Linked DNA regions of Homo sapiens: region 2 is linked to region 1. Evidence: chromatin contacts called from ENCODE Hi-C data. All regions are on one chromosome and are shown on one strand. Each heading gives the region's core, a stretch centred on a gene start or an enhancer-like site at or near the end of the contact. The rest is flanking DNA. Distances are from core to core; before and after follow the strand shown.

Region 1 (5,639 bases), core at 1,352-3,851:
CCAGGCTGGAGTGCAGTGGCGTGATCTCGGCTCACTGCAAGCTCCACCTCCCCGGTCCACGCCTTTTTCCTGCCTCAGCCTCCCGAGTAGCTGGGACTACAGGCGCCCACCCCCAAGCCTGGCTAATTTTTTGCGTTTTTAGTAGAGACGGGTTTCACCATTTTAGCCAGGACGGTCTCGATCTCCTGACCTCGTGATCCGCCCGCCTTGGCCTCCCAAAGTGCTGGGATTACAGGCTTGAGCCATTGCGCCCAGCCTAATTTTTTTTTTTTTTTTTTGAGATGGAGTCTCACTCTGTCACCCAGGCTGGAGTGCAGTGGTGCCGTCTTGGCTCACTGCAACCTCCACCTCCCGGGTTCAAGCAGTTCTCCTGCCTCAGCCTCCTGAGTAGCTGGGACTATAGGTGCACGCCACCACACCTGGCTACTTTTTTGTATTTTTAGTAGAGACAGGGTTTCACCACGTTGGCCAGGCTGGTCTTGATCTCCTGACCTCGTGATCCGCCCGCCTCGGCCTCCCAAAGTGTTGGGATTACAGGCGTGAGCCACCGCACCCAGCCTCTGATCAAATTCTTAAAGGCCAAATTACCTTTATAAAACTGAGGACCCCCTAACATTTACCTTGTAAAAGCTTTTTTTTCTCCTTTTCTCTGTGAAAAAGATGGAATATACAAATTAACTAAGTAATATCTGCATTTTTACAGATTTAATCTCTCAACAATTATTTATTGATCAATTACTATGTGTGCATACTATATTAAGTGCTGGGAACATGATGGTGAGCATAACTAATCCTGGTCCCTGCTCACATGTGGCTATGTACATCTATATTAATTAAACTTAAATAACATTAGAACTTCACATCCACACCTGTACTAGCCATCTTTTATGTACTTAATAGTCACATGTGGTGAGTGGCTATTGGGTTGGACAGTGTAGATTTAGAATATTTTCATCACCACAGAAAGTCCTCTTGGACTGTGCTATTCTAGAGTGAGGGAGGTGGACATTGATCAAATACTCATAAAAGTATGATTGCAATTGTAGTAAGTACTAGGCAGAAAGAATAGATGGTAACATGAGAACATTTCATAGGGGGATTTGACTTCTCTGTTGGTTTTCCCAAGGAAAACCTGTTCAAACTAGATTTGCTCAATGCTTGGAAGTTAGCAAAGCCCTGTGGTGGGAGGGAGGACAGTAATTACAGGGACTGAAAGCAAGCTAATGACTGAATCATGGGGATTGAGGAGAAGTTTGGGTGAGATGAAGGGGTGGAAGGACCACAAAGGGCCTTGTAGAAAGAAGATGAAGAAGCAGAGAGGCTTAGTAACTTGGCTTTGCAGTTAGTAATAGAACCTGGATTTGACTTCAAAGTCTACACTGCATAATAAGGGTATATTCAACAGACTTTGGTTCTGCAATTATCTCTTTTTGCTCCTTCTTTGGAAATTGCCAAAGTTCCCTCTACTGGATTATTCCTTTAGCATAAAAACATGCTGTAATAATTTCCTTCTTAGACAAACCAAAAAAACCAAAAAGTCTGGCCAGGCACGGTGGCTCACCCCTGTAATCCCAGCACTTTGGGAGGCCGAGGAGGGTGGATCACGAAGTCAGGAGTTGAAGACCAGCCTGGCCAACATGGTGAAACCCTCTCTCTACTGAAAATACAAAAATTAGCTGGGTGTGGTGGCATGCACCTGTAGTCCCAGCTACTCGAGAGGCTGAGGCAGGAGAATTGCTTGAACCCAGGAGGCAGAGGTTGCAATGAGCTGAGATCGTGCCTCTGCACTCCAGCCTGGGTGACAGAGTGAGACTCTGTCTCAAAAAAAAAAAAAAAAAAAAATTCCTCTATCCTACATCCCTCTTTAGCTCCTTTCCTATTGTTGTTTTGTTTTGTTTTGTTTTTATAGCAAAACCCCTTTAAGAGTTGCCTATACTTACTCCCTCCATTTCCTTATTTTCTGTTTCTTGCTGAACTTCTTCTAATTAGGATTTCTTACCTACCACCATTTTCATAAGTGACCTCCATGACTCAGCCCTTACCTTATAGGATTTCTTGGCAGTGCTTGAAATAGTTGATCTTCCTTTTTGGAGCACTTCTTCATTGGCTTCTGAGACACCACACAGTCTTGGTTTTCCTCCTACCTCCTGCCAGCTCCTTCTTAGGCTCCATTGCTGGGTTCTTTTCCCCTTTTGCAGTTTGAGCGTGCCAGGGCTCTGTCCTGGGCCATCTTTATTTCTCTAAATACATTAACTCCTGGGTAATTTCATCTAGTCCCATGGAGTGACAGTTAATTTTATGTGTCAACTTGGCTAGCATACGGTGCCCAGTTGTTTGGCAGATAAAAGCATAGATGTTGCTGTGAAGGTATTTTTTAGATGTGACTTACAATGAAATCAGTAGGCTTTGAGTAAAGCTAGTGACCCTCCATAATGTGGATGGGCTTCATCCAATTAGTTGAAGACCTTAGAGAAAAGATGGAGGTTTCCCAAAGAGGAAGCAATTCTGCACCCAGACCACCGTTAGTCTCAAGATTGCCACATCAATGCCTGCTTGAATTTCCAGCCTATCAGCCAGCCTTGGAGTTTTCAGACTTATCAGCCCTCACAACTGTGTGAGTCAATTCTTTAAAAAAAAGAAAAGAAAAAAATCTCTCTATATATACATGTATCCTATTGGTTCTGTTTCTCTGAAGAGCTGTGACTAATACACATGGTATTAAATATCTTTTATGTTTGACACCAAATGTTTATTTCTAGCCTTGACTTCTCCCTTGAACTCCATACTTACATATCCAACTGCTTAGTCAACCTCTCCATTTGGATAATAATAGATCTGTTAACCCATACTATGGATTTGTCCCAAACTATTGTTTTCCCCCACCTCCCATCTTTCTTCCTCCTCTCTGGGTGTTCCTGCTTTTCATTGAAGAGTGCTATTATTTACCCCATTGCTAAAGCCAGAAATCTAGCGTTATCATTGATTCTCTTTCTCTTACATCTCTTATTCCATCCATCTGTACAACTGTACAACATATATCTGTGCAATTAGCTTTACCTTCAAATGTATTTTTTAACCTCACTAATCAGCCTTTATCATCTCTAGCTTGGACCAGGACAGTAACTTCCTAGCAGGTCTGTATATCTCCATATCTCCACTTTTTTTTTTTTTTTTTTTCTTTTTGAGATGGAGTCTCACTGTGTCGCCCGGGCTGGAGTGCAGTGGTGGGATCTCGGCTCACTGCAAACTCCGCCTCCCGGGTTCACGCCATTCTCCTGCCTCAGCCTCCCCAGTAGCTGGGACTACAGGCGCCTGCTACCACGCCCGGTTAATTTTTTGTATTTTTAGTAGAGATGGGGTTTCACTGTGTTAGCCAGGCTCATCTCAATCTCCTGACCTCGTGATCCGCCCGCCTCAGCCTCCTGAAGTGCTGGGATTACAGACATGAGCCACCGAGCCCGGCCATATCTCCACTTTTAAGTCCCTGCCCTCCTTAGCCTATTTTCCACACAACTGAGCAATTATTTTATCATACAACAATCATTTCCTTCTCTTCTCTTCACACTCTGGCATCTTACCACATTTAAAATGAAATCCAAAATCCTGACTATGGCCTGATGATGGATGTGACCCCTGGCTATTCCTCTGACCTCACTTCCTACCACTTTTTTTCTCACTCATTAGGCTTTAGACATACTGGTTACTTTGTGGATTCTTGGATAAGTCAAGCAGACTCCTAGCTTAGGGCTTTAGTATGTTGAAGCCAGAATAAAAATGTGAGACAAGTCTCTAAATTAAAATTTTTTATTTGGAAAGAAAGAATAGCAATTTGGGGCATATATGCAGACAGGGTGGTCTTCAGTATGTCTGAAGAACAAAGAGAAGGTTAGAGGTTTTAGAAACAGGAGAGCTGTTACATATTGCTCTTCAAGAAAGTTCTTTGGGACTAGTTAGGGTTTGGGGAGCTAGCAAGCTCTGGTGAGTGATGGCAGTGGGCAAAATTAGTCCTAGAGTTTCAGCAAGTTCTCTTAGCATTTATAGATAAAGCTGGTCTCAGGTTACAACAGGCAGTTTCAGCAGTCAGGCTTGCAGAGAATTACATTCTTGGAGCAATGTTTTGTACCCTGAGTGCTTTTCCCCCTAGCCCCTTGGCTCTGATTTAATTGGGAATGACAAGAATGACCCAATTTTATGATCAGCTTTCACAAGTACCTCCTCTTTCCTCTGCTTAGAAAGATTTCTTCCCTAGGTACTCTCATGGCCTGTTCCCTCATAGCACTGTGGGCTCTGCTCAAGCATCACATTCTGAGATCTTTCCTGACTTCCCTACCCTACTTTATTCTTCTTCAAGGTACAAAGAACTCTTTCAGAAAAGCTTTGTGTGTGTGTGTGAAGGAGAGCAATGAAATGGGGTGGTGGTAACTGCAAGGGTTGGGGCACATGGGATCATGAGAGCCTTTTCTTTCTTTTTGGGAACAGTTTTGCTCTGTCATCCAGGCTGAAGAGCAGTGGCATGATCATGGCTTACTGCAGCCTCAAACTCCTGGGCTCAAGTGATCCTCCCACCTCAGCTTTCCAAGTAGCTAGGACTACAGGCAGGTACCACCACACCTGGCTGACTTTTATAATTTTTTTTGTAGAGACAAGGTCTTGCTATGTTGTACACACTAGTCTTGAACTGCTGGCCTGAAGCAATCCTCCTGCCTCAGCCTCCCAACATGCTGGGATTACAAGTGTAAGTTACTGCACCAGGTCGGGAGGCTTTTTTAAAATGGTAAAACAACAATGCATTTGTATGATGATGTAAATGATCAGGTAGAGAACAAGCAATTGATGATGCCAGAGAGGGAGGCTAACTTCAAGAGTGATGTTCATTAATATTAAGAAGGAAATAAAAGATGAGAATCCATACACAAGTGAAGTTGGACTTCACTATTCTCCACATAACAGCAATTCTTTGAATGTACAACAATCATTTCCTTCTCTTCTCTTCACACTGTCTTTTTTGTTTTTGTTTTTGTTTTTTTGAGACGGAGTCTTGCTCTTGTTGTCCAGGCTGGAGTACAATGGCATGATCTCGGCTCACCGCAACTTCCGTCTCCTGGGTTCAAGCGATTCTCCTGCCTCAACCTCCTGAGTAGCTGAGATTACAGGCGCCCACCACCATGCCCAGCTAATTTTTGTATTTTTAGTAGAGACGGGGTTTCACCATGTTGGCCAGGCTGGCCTCGCACTCCTGACCTCGTAATCCACCTGCCTCCGCCTCCCAAAGTGTTGGGATTTCAGCCGTGAGCCATTGCACCCGGCCTCACACTCTGGCTTCTTAACACATTTAAAATGAAATCCAGGCTGGGTGCAGTGGCTCACACCTGTAATCCCAGCACTTTGGGAGGCCGAGGCAGGCGGATCACCTGTAGTTGGGAGTTGGAGGCCAGCCTGACCAACATGGAGAAACCCCGTCTATACTAAAAATACAAAATTAGCCAGGCGTGGTGGCACATGCCTATAATCCCATCTACTCAGGAGGCTGAGGCAGGAGAATCACTGGAACCTGAGAGGCGGAGGCTGCGGTGAGCCGAGATAGTGCCATTGCCCTCCAGCCAGGGCAACAAGAACAAAACTCTCTCTCTCAAAATAAA
Region 2 (5,639 bases), core at 887-3,386, 2.5 Mb after region 1:
AATAAATATATGGATACCCCCAAAGCACTTAATTCTGTACTGGACACAGAGCAGGCACCCAAATACTTTGTTAACAGCTCTCAGTTTTTGTCCCAGTTCTTGTTACTTAACTCATCTGACCCTGTTTTCTTATCTATAAAGTGGGAACAATACCTTCCCCAATGATCCATTGAGATTAGAAGTATTAAAAAGTTCTGTAAACTGTTAAAAACAATTGCAAGATGTTACTATTAGCTTAGAAAATTAGCTAACTATTCCATGACCTTACTAAAATGTGCTTTTTGGAGAGATGGATTAAAATCTTTCTGACTTAATTTATTACAGAGCACCTACCCCAATGCCTGACTCAAATATGCTCAATAAATGTTTGCTGCATGGAAAGTATAATATACAGAAAGACCAAAAGCTCCATAAACTCAGGTCCCATGTTCGTTCTTATTTCCGAATTCCCAGTATCTAGCAGAATATCTACCACAGCATAGAAGAAATTCAATCATTAGATAAATAAACTTTTGCCCCCTCTAGTTCCTCTTCAGCACAGCTCAAGAGGGAGAGACTGGTAGGGGAGACATCAAGGATGATTATGGGTAAAGGCTGCTTGGAATGGAAAACTTGAAATTACTTGGAGAATTCATCCACTTTCCATCAAAAAAAAGCTTGGGAGAGCAGAAAGAGCACAGGCTCTGAGTTCAAATTCAGTTTCCAAAAATCTGCAATTTTGATAAATTAACCAACTAACCTCTCCAAGACTCAGTTTCCTCATCTTAAAATGAGAATAACTCATATGGGTGCTCACTAGAATGGAAGCTCCATGAAGGCAGGGACTTTACTTTGGGCCCACTGTATCCACACTGCATTTAACAGCACCTGGGCACAGCACAGGCTCTCAAATATTTGTTGAATGAATGTGTATGAAATTGATTGAGCTAACACAGGTGAAGTATTAACAGAGTGCCTGACACGTAATTACCACCGGGGCAATGGGAATCTTTGTCATCACCACCACCGCTACTGTATCGGTATTATTACAGTTCCCGGAGGTCGTAGAGCGGCCGCTTCGGGGGGAAAGGCCTGGTTTCAAACCTCGACTTTCCCATTCTCTGGCCGTGTGACTTAGGATAAATTACTGAAACTATTCGGGTTCCTTTTTATTTCCACAAAAATTTGTGTTGGGAGAATTAGAGGATATAGGGAAATTACCTAAGAGAGTCTGGAGCCCCGGTGGCACGAGATGCATGCTAGAGATTAGTATTAAGGCAGAAAATCGCCGAGTCCTCTTTTATCCAGATAACTGCCTTCAATTATTTCCCACATTACTGTAGCTGAGTACATAACAAGAACGCAAATAAGGGTGGAAGGAATTCCCGAGACCGAAACCGCTAAATGAGAAAAGGGAATTAAACCGTGCTTGACAGTTCCCACCAAGGGATGGCAGTTTCCGCGACCGTCGGCCAGTCCAGCCAGCCCAGCCAGCCGAGACTGAAGCAGGACAGTCAGCGACATAACGAACAAAACCGAAGCAGACGCTTAGACCCTCCCTCTAACGGTCTCCCCGCCGCTGGCCTCAGGCGGCCGCCAGACTCCCGTTTCCGGCCCTCGCGGTACCACAGTTCCCAGCATGCCCTTGGCGGGAATTCTTTCCGGCTGGATGACTACCAATCCCAGCATGCCATTCGGCACGCCAGTAAATTAGATGGAAGAGCGGGATAGCCCCATTGCATGCAGGGAATTGCAGTCCATTTAGCGGCTGGTTCATAGATGGGCGGGGAAGAGCCGGGTTGCTCTAGTCCTTTGAGAATGATTCATAGAGGAGGGTCAGGAAAGAAGAACGGTTCAGTCTGTGAAAGCCCCCTTAAAAGACTGGACAGTTCTCCGAGGGAGGGAGAGGCAGGAGAGCAAGCAGGGCCTTGGGCCTGACTCCGCCTCGGTCCGCTAGCCAGGCCTCGACCGAGTCCTGGGCCTTGTCAGGGGCGGCCGTGAGGCGCCGGTTGCTGGGGGAGCGGTGACGTCGCGGGGTGAAAGTTGAGGGGCGGTGACGTCGGGCCGGCCCGGGCGGAGGCTGGCGGGTTGGAGGCAGGACGGAGGGAGGGAAAGAGGGAAGGAAGGAAGCTGGGAAGGAGCGAGCGGGGGCGCGAGGCGTTTACCTGGAGGCAGCGGCTTGGGCGCGCAGAGCGGCCGCGGCTCCCCCGCACCTGCGGCCATGGATGAGGAGCGCGCCCTCTACATCGTCCGGGCCGGCGAAGCAGGGGCTATCGAGCGGGTCCTGAGGGATTACAGCGACAAGGTAAAGAGTCCTGGCCCCGGGCGTGCGGTATCGCACCCCCGGGCCGCCCTCCGTGCTTGCACATCGCATCCTTCCCCACCCCCCTCATTCCGGGGATGCGCATTGCTCTCCCCCGAAAACGTTTCCGGCTTGGGCATGCGTGTTTGTGCCCCCAGCCTTTTCCATCCATGCATCCTGCATCCCACTACCCCCACTGTAGCGCCCACTCCTCTGATTCCTGGCCCAGCAGCTTGACCTCCGGTCCTCCTCTCAAGCGTGCAAGTCACACCCCCGGAATCCGTAGATGTGCATCTGTGCCCCGTGCCCCACTCCTGGATGCATAAATGCATGAGAGGCTTCCTCACCTGTATAGCATAAAAATACGTGCTTCCCTGCATAAACACGGCCCTTGACATGCATCAAATGTATCAGCAACGATGGCAGTTTCTATACGTTTAGCACTGTACGGTTTTCAAGGCATTGATGTCTCATCTATGGTCTCCTTTGATCCTCAGAGTGTTTATAGGGTAGATGGTATCATCCTCCCCATTTTATAGATGAGGAAACCGAGGTGCAAAGAGCTGAAATCACGCCCAAGGTCATGGACATATAATGTTGTAAGTGGGTGGAGAATGTAACTCCTAATGATACCTGTTATTTGTATCGCATTAACAGCTTTCCTATCCATTATCTTATTTAATCTTACAGCAATCCTGTGAGGTATTATCTGCATTTTGCAATTGAGACTCTAGATTGGTTAAGTAACTTGCCCAAGGTCATACTTGGAGCTGGTATTCCAGTTTAGTTCTTTCCACTTCACAACTCTGCGTAAAAGAGTATCTTGTTATAAATCCCAGTCACTTCTCAGAACCTCTTTCCAAGAACCGTTAGCTCTTCATTACTTTTCCTTCCAGGAATTTTACATGCTCACTTCAAAAGATAGCCTACCACACCTTTATCCTTTGGTTTAGAAGACTGCTTTATAGGAATGACTGGCGACTCCCTTCTGTGAAAACACACCCAACACCAAGTCACAACCTAGCTGTTAATGTTTTTCTTTCTTTTGCCCCCGTACATCGTCTCCCCTTCAGTGTTTGCTTTGTGTCCACCACTGCATCCATCCACTTTGTATTACTGACAATTGGTGTCTTATTTTTGAATCTTTTCCACCCGGGGCAGAAATGGCATACTGGTGGCTGAATTCCCGTTTAATCTTCCCAACAACCCTGGGAGGAGAGTGATGGTATTCCCCAATTCACAAATGATAAAATTTAGAATGATAATGTGGTCCCAAGTCCACACAGCCACTGAGAGATAGAGCTGAGATTTGAATTTACGTTGTCCAACTCCAAGTCCAGCGAGCGCTCTTTCTGCCGTACTGTGTTGCTTTCCTTGGGAAGATTCATAGGTTCTATCTATTCATATCTTAGCTCCTTCACTTTCTGATACACTTTATTGTTGAACATGTCTGCCTAATTTAGGAATAACTCATTCAATGCATAGTTGTACATATTGTGGAGATTATGATTTAACCCGATTTATTACTGCTTTCCAGAAAAGATATAAGGCAGCTTCAAACTGATTTTCAGAAGCAAGAAATGCAAAGAGAACTTGGCCATTTGTTGAATCAACTAATGTTTATTTAGCACTTACTATATGCCAGATACCCAGCAATAAATAGGAATTTGTTTCTGTAGGGGAGGAAGGAGGAAAAACCTTCAACTGGATATAATCACGTTCTTTAATATTTCTCCTTCCCTTTATGGCTAAACTAATTAGACTCCAGATTTGCTTCCTCCAATTTATCTCTTCTCATTGGTCTCCCTCCAGATTGGTATCTACTTACCACTCCTGGCCAGGTGCTGTCAGAGCTTAAATCCTGAACATCTCCAGCTCCCCTTTTGTATTGGGAATGTTTTTAAGGTTGTTTTGCATGGTGTGTCTTGCTTAAGGTGGTATCTGAAGTGTTTCAAAAGATTCCCAAACCCTTGTAATTTTGGGATCAAGCCTGAGAGTGCTCTGACTAGATGTGAACTGGGTCAGTTAGCTCTTTCAGAAGAAAGCGCTCCCTTCTTTTTTGGAGACAGGGTCTGTATCTGTCACCCAGGCTGGAGTGCACTGGTGCAATCACGGCTCACTGCAGCCTCCATCTCCTCCCCCCCACCGACCCTCCCAAGTAGCTGAGACTACAGGTGCGTGCAACAGCACTGGGCTAACTTTTTAAATTCATTTTTTGTAGAGATGGGGTCTCACTGTGTTGCCCAGGCTGCTCTCAAACTGCTGGGCTCAAGCAGTCCTCTCACCTTGGCCTCCCAAAGTACTGCGATTATAGGTGTAAGGTACTGTGCCTGGCGAGAAAGCTCTCATATTTAATACTGACTGTAGTAGGGCCAGTATAGTAGGGCTGATTATAATACAAAGAAAATGGCTGAACATCATATTGCAGTGAGGTTTTGCCCCTCAAAGGGAGAGATTTTGAGAGCAGATGAATAGGAAGTGAATGTATGATCATAGTGGTTCAGGCAGTAAGAATGGGGAGGTGGAATTAAATTGCCCAGCTCTATGGTATATGGAATTTAGAACCCTGAAAAAAAATAGTTGGGTACCATATACTTCAGTTTCCTTATCTGGAAAAATGGATTTGAGAAATGTTTGGATTATGAGGTGATTATAGGGCATTGAGGAGTCCAACAGAGAGAAATGAATGCTGTAGAGAGAGAGAGACCGGTTCGTTATTTGGGAGAGTAGTGGAGAGGTTCTTTATGCTACCTTATACCTCTAATAAAGCTAGTCCTTGAAAGGAGGCAGTCAAGTGTAGTAGAAAGGTGGTGGGATTTGACATCAGATAAACTTGGTTCAAATCCCAACTCTGCCATTTATTAGCTTTATGACTATGGATAAATTATATTAAGCCTGTGAGTCTCAGTTGCCTTACCTGTAAAATAGGGATAATATCACCATTCTCTTAAATTATTGTGAGGATTACATTAAATGAAATATAATGCCAACACTGGGCACAATGCACCTAGGAAGCACTCAGTAAGTTACAGTTATAATGACCAGGGTACCTAAGAGGTGTGGCCGGAGCACAGGTTCTGTAGCCAGCCTGGCTATGATCCTCAACTTAATGGCTTGTGTGACCCTAAACGAGTTACTTAACTTTGCTGTGGCTTAGTTTCCTCATCTGCCAAATGGAGATAATAATAGTAACTATATCATAGATTTGTTGTCAGGATTAAATGAGTTACATGTGTAAAGCACACAGAACAGTGCCTGCCACTGAGGAGGCACCCCATAACTGTTAGCTTTGAACAAAAAAATTAAACGTGGCATGAGTTGGGATAGCACGATATTAAAATTTGGGAATATGCTCCAT

What was found. Hi-C counts contacts between places; a loop is a spot of excess contacts on that map. Pooled maps may share reads with other maps.
Region 2: a map of naive thymus-derived CD4-positive, alpha-beta T cell shows a loop between it and region 1 (7-fold over the local background). The contact joins the promoter of RIC8B here to the promoter of TXNRD1-AS1 in region 1. A Hi-C loop is called at or near these places in 2 of 168 maps with a recorded cell type or tissue (both naive thymus-derived CD4-positive, alpha-beta T cell) and 12 of 50 pooled maps.

Annotation. Positions count from the first base shown.
Region 1 is chr12:104,278,242-104,283,880 of GRCh38, forward strand. It overlaps TXNRD1-AS1 (TXNRD1 antisense RNA 1), which reads right to left and starts at 2,602. Exons shown (of 2, transcript XR_007063431.1): 1 at 2,043-2,602. The region is part of intron 3 of TXNRD1 (thioredoxin reductase 1); the gene reads left to right. RefSeq lists a silencer at 3,830-4,124.
Region 2 is chr12:106,772,546-106,778,184 of GRCh38, forward strand. RIC8B (RIC8 guanine nucleotide exchange factor B) reads left to right here and starts at 2,137. Exons shown (of 10, transcript NM_001330145.2): 1 at 2,137-2,284. The coding sequence starts at 2,201. LOC100287944 (a long non-coding RNA gene) reads right to left here and starts at 2,286. Exons shown (of 4, transcript NR_040246.1): 1 at 2,145-2,286. RefSeq lists enhancers at 1,286-1,837, 2,608-2,657 and a silencer at 2,048-2,277.